Regions from separate parts of the Homo sapiens genome. Here regions 1 and 2 are each linked to region 3. Evidence: chromatin contacts called from ENCODE Hi-C data. All regions are on one chromosome and are shown on one strand. Each heading gives the region's core, a stretch centred on a gene start or an enhancer-like site at or near the end of the contact. The rest is flanking DNA. Distances are from core to core; before and after follow the strand shown.

Region 1 (3,486 bases), core at 296-2,795, 640 kb after region 3:
TGAATCCCTTTGAAAATATTGTTAAGCAGTCGCCATTCTATTTTATAAAATGTCAAATGATTGTCCATGGATGCTTACTCTGCCCTTGCAATGACTAATCTGTATAATCTGTAGTCCTATCAATGAGCTGTTTTTCTCCTCCCGGGCCCTGTTGTTGTTCATCCTATTTCCCTCCCTGGCAAATGTGACAGTTGTAGCTGTTGTTATTTTTCTCAAATGAGTTTAAATTGTGAATTACATCAGTTCGTCACAGCCAAAGCAAACCTCTTTTTAATTGCAGATCTCAAATGTCCCCCCTCTAAATTAAAATAAAATGCACAAAATGCTGCCAACTGTTTTTCCGACTCTTCCAAAATGGAGTATATCCAAAATGCTACTGATGGATTGAGCCACATTAAGACATATAAACATTTAAAATCACTTACAACTTTTTTGCTGTTAGGGGAAAATGTTCACATTTTAGTTGTGGGGGTTGCCTGTGAGGATGAATGTGAGTCTGTTGATTGCCATTTGTGTCCCTTTGAAGTAAAAAAGAGTTTTGCCAATTTTCAATAATTCACCATGGAGATTTCTGTGGGTTTGTAGTCAGATATAAGTGGCTGCATTGCCTTTGAGAAAGGACATTGAGGATGTCCATTTTAATAGCTGTGTAACCTTGGGCTTGTCCTTTAACTTCTGTGAACTTCATCATCATCATTCATAGACTTTGAATGGCGATATATGCCTTGCAGAATTTGGGGAATAATTATAAATAATGAATGTAAAGTACTTGACTTGAATAGGTGCTCAACAATGAAGCTGTTATCAAGATCCACAGAGTGACAGCATCCAAATGTCACACGATAAGCAGACCCCTGAGCCTTTTGGGTTTCATGAACCAAAATAATTTCAAATATTTTTGTTTTTAAATTAAATTTAGTTTTTAATATTTGTATGGATTCAGAGGGTACCCGAGCAGTTTTGTTATGTGGGTATATTTGTTCAGTGGCAAAGTCTGGGCTCTTAGTGTACCCATCACCCAAGCAGTGAACATTGTACCCAATTTCAATTTTTTTTTAATGGAACTGATATAAAGTTGACAAAATTTACTTTTATTTTCTTAAGTGAAGGCAACAAAGAAGCAAAGCCAACTAAATTCTCATCATTCTTGCAAAAGAAAGAAATTTAGCAACAACAACAAAAAGGGAAGGACAAAATCTGAGAAAATAATATAACCCTTTAAATTAAATAAATGTAGATTCATGACAAAAGTTTTAAATTTTTCATTTCAGCATGAACGAAAAAAAATCATCCATATTGTTGAGCTGCTGAATACCCAGGAAAGGCTGGAACCCATTTCTTTGTTCATGTGTTTGTCCAAATCCTGTGTTTCTCTCCATTGACTCTTGTTTTCTGAATGACCAACATATTAGAGCCATATCTTATAAGGGAAATGGGATGATGGTGAGCTTCTTTTTCCCATGGAGGCTAAGTTTAAATTATTTTCTTTCAGACGCACCCTGCCAGGCTCTGTTGCTTTCTGATCTATTTTCAGTGGCTCTTCATCTGACCTGAAAACATGCATGGGTGCTTGTTCACTGATGTTCCCATCTGTACAGATCTGCTCATAGTCTCAGATTTAACAAGCCTTATTTTATCACTTTCATTTTCACTTCCTATTTGCAGAATATCACAAGTGAACTCCCTGAAGATTCTATAATCTTTGGTTTTGTTTACTATTTCTTTAGAAATGATGGTGGCCCCAGATATTTGTTTCTCCTCTATGGCTTGAAATGATCCATTTCTTAATTTTTAAGGATGTAAATCCTTCAAAGTTGGACATTTGGTTCAACATATGTATCAAGAGCCAAAGAATGCATTCTGTAACCATATGTGATTGTGTTCCATAAGAAAGGAAGACTGAGGAAGAATGTCATATTGTTATAGAATTAGAATTTGGAATTTAAAGTTAGACTTATAAACAATAGACCAAGACCTTCCGCTTTAGACTGGAAAATTGTCTAAGGAGGAAAAAGACCTGCCAACAGTCACGTAGATATTAGACCAGGGATAGATGATGACGTGATTTGGCTGTGTCCCTACCCAAACTCATCTTGATTTGTAGTACCCATAATCCCCGTATGTCATAGGAGGGGCCAGATGGAGATAATTGCATCATGGGGGCTGTTTTCCCCATCCTGTTCTTGTGATAGTGAGTTAGTTAGCGAGTTAGTTCTCACGAGATCTGATGGTTTTATAAGGGGCTTTTCCCCTTTTGCTTGGCACTTCTTCTTGCTGCTGCCACGTGAAGAAGGACGTGTTTGCTTCCCCTTGATTGTAACATATAGTAAGTTTCCTGAGGCTTCCCCAATCATGCTGAACTGTGAGCCAATTAAACCTCTTTCCTTTATAAATTACCCAGTCTGGGCTATGTCTTTATTACTATGCAGCATGAGAATAGACTAATACAGATGACTATAGAACTATATTGTGAAGGATATTATATTACTGATTGAGCTGTTACAGAATGTTTCCTATTCTATCATTACTTAACTAGTAATGTGCTTAGGGTTTTGGGTTATGACTTATCTATGATGTATGTGTGACTGTCATGAAATTTAAAGACATGAAATGCTTGTAAACTGAAATAATAATTATAGGACACAGTCAAGAAGAGAAATAGCCACAGAGGCATAAATATTCCATTTGTACCCTGAACCCAATTTCTGGTTAGATTTTAAGCATATTCACTCCATGGGGAGATAGTACCCAGAAATGGCTGCTTCAGTGCCAAAAATACTAGAGTTTGAACCCTGGCTCAAAAAATTATTTTTTGTATGAACTTCAACGATTGCTTAACCTCTTTAAGTTTTAGTTTCTAATTTCTAAAATAGCAATGCCAACCTCAGAATTTTTTTTTACAGAAGCTAGTATTGTGATAATAAACAAGTAGAATGTATTCATTCATTGAAGTAAGATTATATCTTGAAGGTTACTGCTCTGAATAATGTTTTCATTAACAAGATATTAACAGAGCTTTTGAAGGTCAAAGTTAGGTGATCATATATGACAAAATTACAGGGAAAATTACGTTAAAATTTGAACAAAATGAAATATGTGGTGAAGCCGTATAGCATGGTTCATGGCATCATGTATAATGATATATGGTAATAATGGTATATGACAGGGATCAGGAATCTACAACCTAAGGGCCCACTACCAGTTTGTGTAAATAAAGTTTTATTGGAACACTGCTATGCCCATTTATTTACATATTGTCTATAAATATGCTGCTTTTGTGCTACAACACTAGAGTTGAATAGTTGTGACAGAGATTATATGGCCCACAAAGTCTAAAGTACTTACAATCTGGACTTTTGCAGAAAATGTTTGACAATTTCTGGTATATAATGATGCTGATACTATGGGTTCTTTTTCTCTCTCACTGAGAAAGCAGCACAGCACCAAGCATCCTTTATATTTCCTTAGCATTGACTGCAGTGCCTT
Region 2 (3,412 bases), core at 725-3,224, 660 kb before region 3:
GAATCAGGAACCCCCAGCTTCTCCCACCACAGTTGGAACACTTCCATCCCATCAGCCTTGCATTGTACACCCTAGGCTGGCTATAGTCCCTTCAAAGCAAAGGCTTTTACTCTACATGGCAGTGCCTATACGGGAGTTGCAGGGGGTGCCCATCCACACTAGGTAGGCCTGATGCTTGCCTGCTTTACCCACCAAGAGAGAGGCTGTGGAGATGGAATTACAGAGGGAAGGTGGGCATGCCTCCACCTTGGGAGAGCAATGGGATGGCTCATCCGTTTGGATGGGTGTTCATGGGATGAATGGGATGGCTCATCCATTTGGATGGTTGTTCACCCAGGCTGTTCCTGCCCACTGCCGTATACCCAGGCAGGAAGCATTCAGCTTGCTAGCTTGCTCAGCCTAAAGATCGATGTCCTGACAGAGTGGGACGCATCCAGCCACGTGTCAGGCACCACCAGAGTTCCTGTCAACGTCAATTTTGGGGAGAGTCTAACAAACAGCTGAGTCTTTCGGAAGCTGTGAGGACTTGGAATAAGCCAAGACAACCCCACTACAGTGTGGTAAAGAAGGTGTTTCGCTGTGATCTGTGGGGGCTTAAAGAGCAAAGCAGATCCACCATTCTGATGATTCTCAAGCCAATTCTTTTTAACTAGAGAGTTAGTAATCAGGATAACCCCATTAGGTTACTGGGGTGGGACAGTAAACTCTTCAAGCTATCTACTCCCCACCCCCCTCCTCCAAACACACAATAACACATGGTCCCCTTGACAAGCTCCAAGGCTGGTTAATGAGTAAAAACCTGTCAACTGCCAGGACACTGTGTCTTTCAGGCCAGGGCTCACACCAGCCTTGCACTCCACAGTCTCTGGAGCAGTAGCTAGCCTCTGACTCCAATGCTGTGCCATCTACTCAAAGAACAGCAGCTTCCCCAGGCTAAGGGGTATTTGGAATTTGGAAGCCAGATCTCTTGGCTTATAGAGGATAAGAACTGGACAAAACAAGGCTTAGCTCTCCACAATTTGACTTAATAACTAGTTTTTGTTTTGTTTTTGAGACAGTCTCACTTTGACACCCAGGCTGGAATGCAGTGGAGTGATCTCGGCTCACTGCAACGTCCACCTCCTGGGTTCAAGCAATTCTTGTGCCTCAGCCTCCCAAGTAGCTGGGATTACAGGCATGTGCCACCACACCTGGCTAATTTTTGTATTTTTAGTAGAGACGGGGTTTCACTATGTTGGCCACACTAGTCTCGAACTCCTGGCTTCAAGTGATCTGCCCACCTCAGTCTCCCAACTGCTGGGATTACAGGCATGAGCCACAGCACCCGGCCAATAACTAGATTTTTAAAACTCACCAAAAACAAGTAACTCATTGTGAATAACCCTTGAAATCTGCAAAACTTGCTCTGGGGCAAACCCAGGCAACAATAGGATTTAACAGTGCCCCACAGAAGCATGTGTGTGTCCTGTCTCAGTCATCTCTACATGGAAAGCTGAAAGGGCAATCAGGAGTGTGCTTTGTAGGATTCTGGTACTATAACAAAGATGGTGTTTCCATACCATTCACGGTGAGCCTGGCCTTATGTGAATAGGTGGAGCCAAAGTGGTTGGTGATGACACATTGGTAGCGGCCCTCGTGCCCGAAAGTGACCTGACGGAGGTGCAGGATGGTGGTGTACTCCATCACTTCCCCGTCCTGCGCGTGGACGTGGACAAAGTTCTCCATGTCTGCATTGGTCAGGACTTCATTGTCTTTCTTCCAGGCAAAGGTCATGGGGGAGCTGCTGCTGCTGGCTGCTGAGCATGTAAACCGGATGTCCTTGCCCACCATAGCCATGGTGGTTTCTGGCTGGGTGATGATCTGTGGCTTCAGGAAGTCATCTGGGGAGAGAAGGGTCAACTGTAAAGCGCTGGGTTCTTGGTACACAGAGGAACCAGCTGCTGTTCATGCTAACAGAAACTGACACAGACACCAAGCAGGAACCAGAGCTTGAGGTCCCTGTGCATCCTCAGCCCCACCAACCAGATGCCGTAAGAGTTGCACCATGGACATCTGACCTCATCTAATTAGAAGTCTGTGAGTACTGATCACCTTTATGATCACACTCCTTGATTAGAAATTAACCCACCACTTCTCAGTTCTCAAACCAGCCAGCCGGCAGTTTCCTTAAGACAACTGGCTCTGCCTGCTGACTTTCACACAAAACAGTCAGGCACCACTGGTCATGACTGCAGAGATCTTACCCACAAACCTTACTCCAAAAGGAGGGGGTGTAAAACACTTCCAAAATGTCAGAATAAGGACCTCCAAAAATCTGCACCTCCATTAAAACAAGGAAAACACCTGGAAAAATGGTCAAAAGCAACTTTTTCAGAATTCTGGAAAACCAAAGGCTTACAACAATCCATGGATTGTTGATTCAAGCAAATAGCAACATCTCAGAAATGTGAGCTTTGTGGTATTTTAACTTATCCAAAGCCCCATTCTTCCCTCCCCAGCTCCATGGTAGCCTTGAAACCCAGCAGCCTAGCAACCACTCAAGGGTCAGAATGGGCTCCCCAAAAGCCCCATCCTCAGAACTGACACCATGTGGCCTATCTGGCAGCAACACGGAAAGCCCCATTCACAGGATTTGCATTGATTTGCCCTGATCTAGTTTGCCGAGCAGGAGAAGCCCTAGCCCCAGGGCACATGACTACAACAATCAGTAGCCACTGTTCAACAGCGCAGCTGTCTGAGGGGACAATACCCATGGGGCAAACAAGCAGCTGGCCAAAAAACTATAAAGGAAAATGTGGGGAATACAGTGTTAATGGTGGGCTTTGAAAAGGTCCAATACATTCCTGGGGATCTAGACAGCCACATGCAGGTGCAAGGCCATGTGCACACCCAGGAAAGACGTGAGGGGGTCCTCATTTGTCACCTGTGGCTGAGCATGACTGTCTACACAAATAGGAAGTGATGGCACACCCCAACACAAACACACAAGCCGTCGGTAAAGGATAGGAGACAGTGGTTGTGGTGACTTCTCTGTCCAACCATTAGCTAACCACTAAACTAAACAAGCAGGGACTTAAGGGGACGGACTTTATATAGCCTTTGTCCAGGAAAAGTCACTAGGCAAGCTGTAACAATAAACAGCAACAGCAGCAAATCCTGGGGGAGGAGAAAGGGAATATCCAATTTCCAGAGTTGCCACATTATTTTATTTTAAATGCCCAATTTTCAACAAAATATTATGAAACACTCAAACAGGAAAAAAAGCAGTCAACAGAAACTGTCTCTGAGGGAGCCCAGACTTAGATTCACTAAATAAACTTTTTAAATCGGCAATTATAGGCATATTCAAACACCTCAAGGAAACCATGTCTTAAAAAAAATATCGAAGGATAGTGGCCAGGTGGGGTGGCTC
Region 3 (3,586 bases), core at 70-2,569:
TCCTACATTTATTCATTAATACTTCTAACTACTGTTCACATAATTAAGTGTTCAAATTTCAGAGAAGTTGATAAAAAGATATAATCAATTCTTTTGGTAGAAAATGCTTTTAAACTGTATCTTATAATGTGATGGTAAGTGGTGTTTTAAAAAAATCTTGTATACTTCAATGTTTGTCTATAAAATATAGAGTCACTTAAAATTTCAAGTAGTAAAATGGATTTTGCTTTTCATATTAAGTCCAAAATTTTGTTTCATTACTAAGGATGGTATAACTACAACCTGAACAGCCTTACAAATGTTATTTATGTTGTAAAAATTACTGTCAAGACAAAGAAGCTGATGTAAAATGTATAATCAAATGTGACAGATATCACACTCATGAATAATTAATAAAAAGCCACGTATGAAAAGCTACATGTATTTCAAAAAATTAATATTGCATTTATAAGAAGTTCAATTGTATGGAAAGAGATGTCCAAGCAAATATTATTTTGAAATTTGTGCCTGACAGCGAAAGATCAGGCATTAATGCTCTCCAATGTGTTAACATTTGGTATTTAGCACTTTTGAACAAGTTGGTTTGTGTGTTTGTGTGTTACAGTATAAATCACATCAAAAAAAGTATAAAGTCATGTTTGAATTAAACAACATTGTGTGACTCCTGAAGCACATTTTGAAATAGCTTTTAAGATATCTCAATAGTAGAGTCAGAGTTTTGGGACTTAGGATTGGAAACAATTACTACAAGCCTAAAATCCTGAGCTTTCATGTTGGTGTATAAATCCCATAAATCTCTTAATCACTCCTAGGGCAAGCTTTCATCTAATTTTCCCAAGAGAGAGTTATCAGACAAATTCTTGGAGTTCAATTAGGGCATGTTGGAGCTCTTCAGAGGATAGGTTTCATATAATTCTAATAAATCAATATGAATCCCAAGCTTGTATAATATAATTGTGTTAAATTCACTTCTTCAGAATGCTGTGCTATGACATTATGTCTTTAAATTGTTATCACAAAAGGCTGAATTTCTTTTCTAAAAAAAAGTAAAGTTAAACCTTCTATAAGTAAATAATAGGGCATTTTCTAAAGCTGTCTCACAGTGTATTTTTCTGGTTTGGTCTTTAGTTAATTTTACCACTGGTCTGTATCAACTAAAGGTATTTTATTTAAGATGTCACGAATAGTAATAATTACTGAAAAAGATATAGCACCTTAACTTAGGAGGCTGGTAATCTGTCAGAAGCGTAAAAATCATTAACACATGTATCCTTTACATAACTGAATTCACTTAAAAGGCAAACTACCAGGGTCTATAATTATAGCCTGATTACAACTTTCACTTCCTGTGTCAATTTCATGAAATGAAATCCATTCAGCGCACCAGCATGGCACATGTATACATATGTAACTAACCTGCACAATGTGCACATGTACCCTAAAACTTAAAGTATAATAAAAAAAATAAAAAAATAAAGTCAGCTCATAATAAAAAAAAATTGTCTTCATATCTCAGTTTGTTCTTCTTCCTGTTACTGTACTTTAGAAGAGTAATAAACTCTATTTAGCAACTCCTTTCCAAAAGTAGGCAATGTAAAATAAGTCAGCTTCTTCTAAAGCATTCATGTAAATGATTTTAGCCTTCCTCAGTCTTGACCTTTACTTACATTTCCCTCATTATGATAATTTTTCAAGCAATCTGTGAAAGATAATATCACAACTCTCACTTCCCCTAATTATAGGCTTGTTGTGAGAGCTGTATTTGCACTCTCCCACCTTCTTCCTGTTTTGTCCTTATGTTAATCTGTGAAAGAACTAATGGGCATAAATCCTTTAAAAATTATTTAATTCTGGTAAAAATACTTCACATGAGATCTACCCTCTTAGCAAATATTTAAGTGTACAATTATAGTTGACGATAGGTACGATGTTGTATTTGCATTTTTTTGTCTCTGTATTCTATTGACCAAGCTAGGCTCCTGAAGTGGTGTAGCACTATCTGGCATGGTGGATAGTGACATGAGAAGCCAAAAATGACTTCAGAAAGAGGGTAATTCAGAGGACTCATTAGCTTAGGTGCGAGGGAGACACACTACTGCATTGGAGTTGCATACAACTAAAGGGTTTGCTGGACAGCCAGATTTAGTCAGGCAAGTTCTGCCTTCTTGTTCAGATATGTTTTAGCTGGATAGAAAACACTTAAGAAATATCTATTAAGTAAATCCATTCACATAACCAGATATGGGAAAAAGCTGTGTTAGCATGTTCCTGGTATTGTAGAAACCCCATTTTTCACCAATGTACAAATAGAAGGCTCTGCTAAATAACTAATTATTACTTACTGCTATCCTAATAAAGGATAAGAAGAATGCCCATTTATCCAAGTGGGAAAAATTGAAATAATTATTTATTCTTGTTTTTGGAGTGTACTTATACATATATACTTGAGTGTGACTTTCATTCTGGAAACTCACATTGCTTAAAAAAAATTAAGCCACATTAAACTGAAGTTAAATAGTAGTCAAACTACGATTATCTGACTCAAGTGACAACACATTTATCTTTTTCCCATTCTTTCTTTGCTGATCAGTTCTTCAGTTCCAATATAGCTCCCCGTTGACTGCAGCAAAGCAACAGCCTTGATAGAGTTGATTTTTTTCTTCCATTTACTATTTCCCATCTTACTTATCACATAGGAAAAAAGAAGTGCTTTGCCATATATTGCAACTTCCAGAAAAACAAAATCTTCTTTATTTACATTAGAAAGCCCTGAAATAAGTGGAGCAGGTGAAATTGTCACAAAATTTGAAGGCATGAGTTAGCATGGTTAATCAGACATTCTATTCAAAGGTAAGGCACATAGGCTGTCTCATCTTTGACAGGAAGTATAGAGGACTAATGATTTTATCCATTCTTTCTCCCTCATTTTGCTTCATGCAATATACAAAAAATGATTCAGGTGGGTGAAAGACTTACATGTGAAAAGCAAAGCTTCTACGCAATTTTTTAAAAGGAGTTAGGGGAATATTTTTGTGTCATTTGCTAAGATTTGGTTGTTTGACCCCTCCAAATCTCATATTAAAATGTGATTCCTAATAAGGTGTTTGAGTCATGGGAGTGGATCCCTCATGAATGGCCTGGTGTTATCCTTGAGATAATGTGTGAATTCTTGTTCTATTAGTTCCCATAAGAACAAAAAAGAGCCTGGTGAAAAAATAAAATAAAAATAAAGATAAAAAAGAGCCTGGAACATCCCTGCCACCCCGTTGCTTCCTCTCTTTCCATGTGTCTCTGCACATGCCAACTCCCCTTCACCTTCCATTATGAGCGGAAGCAGCCTGAAGCCCTCACCAGAAGCAGATGCTGATGCCATGCTTCTTGTACAGGCTGTGAAACTGTGAGCGAAATAAGCTCTTTTTCTTAACAACTTACCCAGTTTTAGGTATTCCTTTATAGCAATACAAACATGGATTTAGATAGCACTGGAGCAAAAATGAACAGATCACAAGAGAAATGATTGGTAAATCTGACACATGAAAATTAAAAACTTGTATGTAAAAAAAGACACTGTAAACTAAGTTAAAAA

What was found. Hi-C counts contacts between places; a loop is a spot of excess contacts on that map. Pooled maps may share reads with other maps.
Region 1: a map of OCI-LY7 shows a loop between it and region 3 (4-fold over the local background). The contact joins two enhancer-like sites. A Hi-C loop is called at or near these places in 1 of 168 maps with a recorded cell type or tissue (OCI-LY7), 1 of 37 single-sample maps with no recorded cell type and 3 of 50 pooled maps.
Region 2: a loop to region 3 is called in a map with no recorded cell type, with 12 times the contacts of the local background. The contact joins two enhancer-like sites. A Hi-C loop is called at or near these places in 2 of 37 single-sample maps with no recorded cell type and 4 of 50 pooled maps.

What each region holds. Positions count from the first base shown.
Region 1 is chr3:67,684,111-67,687,596 of GRCh38, forward strand. The region is part of intron 3 of SUCLG2-DT (SUCLG2 divergent transcript); the gene reads left to right. Among named protein-coding and RNA genes, the nearest start is that of SUCLG2-DT, 31 kb to the left of the region's middle. Within about 2 kb of position 1,546, at least 5 of the 41 ENCODE cell types and tissues checked have a DNase peak (open chromatin) inside an H3K27ac peak, as active enhancers do; they include OCI-LY7, where a contact is called at or near this core.
Region 2 is chr3:66,384,422-66,387,833 of GRCh38, forward strand. It overlaps LRIG1 (leucine rich repeats and immunoglobulin like domains 1), which reads right to left. Exons shown (of 19, transcript NM_015541.3): 13 at 1,560-1,880. Among named protein-coding and RNA genes, the nearest start is that of LRIG1, 110 kb to the right of the region's middle. RefSeq lists enhancers at 1,722-1,821, 2,282-2,451, 2,462-2,541, 2,572-2,631. Within about 2 kb of position 1,975, at least 3 of the 41 ENCODE cell types and tissues checked have a DNase peak (open chromatin) inside an H3K27ac peak, as active enhancers do.
Region 3 is chr3:67,046,877-67,050,462 of GRCh38, forward strand. No RefSeq gene overlaps it. Among named protein-coding and RNA genes, the nearest start is that of KBTBD8, 50 kb to the left of the region's middle. RefSeq lists a silencer at 1,225-1,284. Within about 2 kb of position 1,320, at least 3 of the 41 ENCODE cell types and tissues checked have a DNase peak (open chromatin) inside an H3K27ac peak, as active enhancers do; they include OCI-LY7, where a contact is called at or near this core.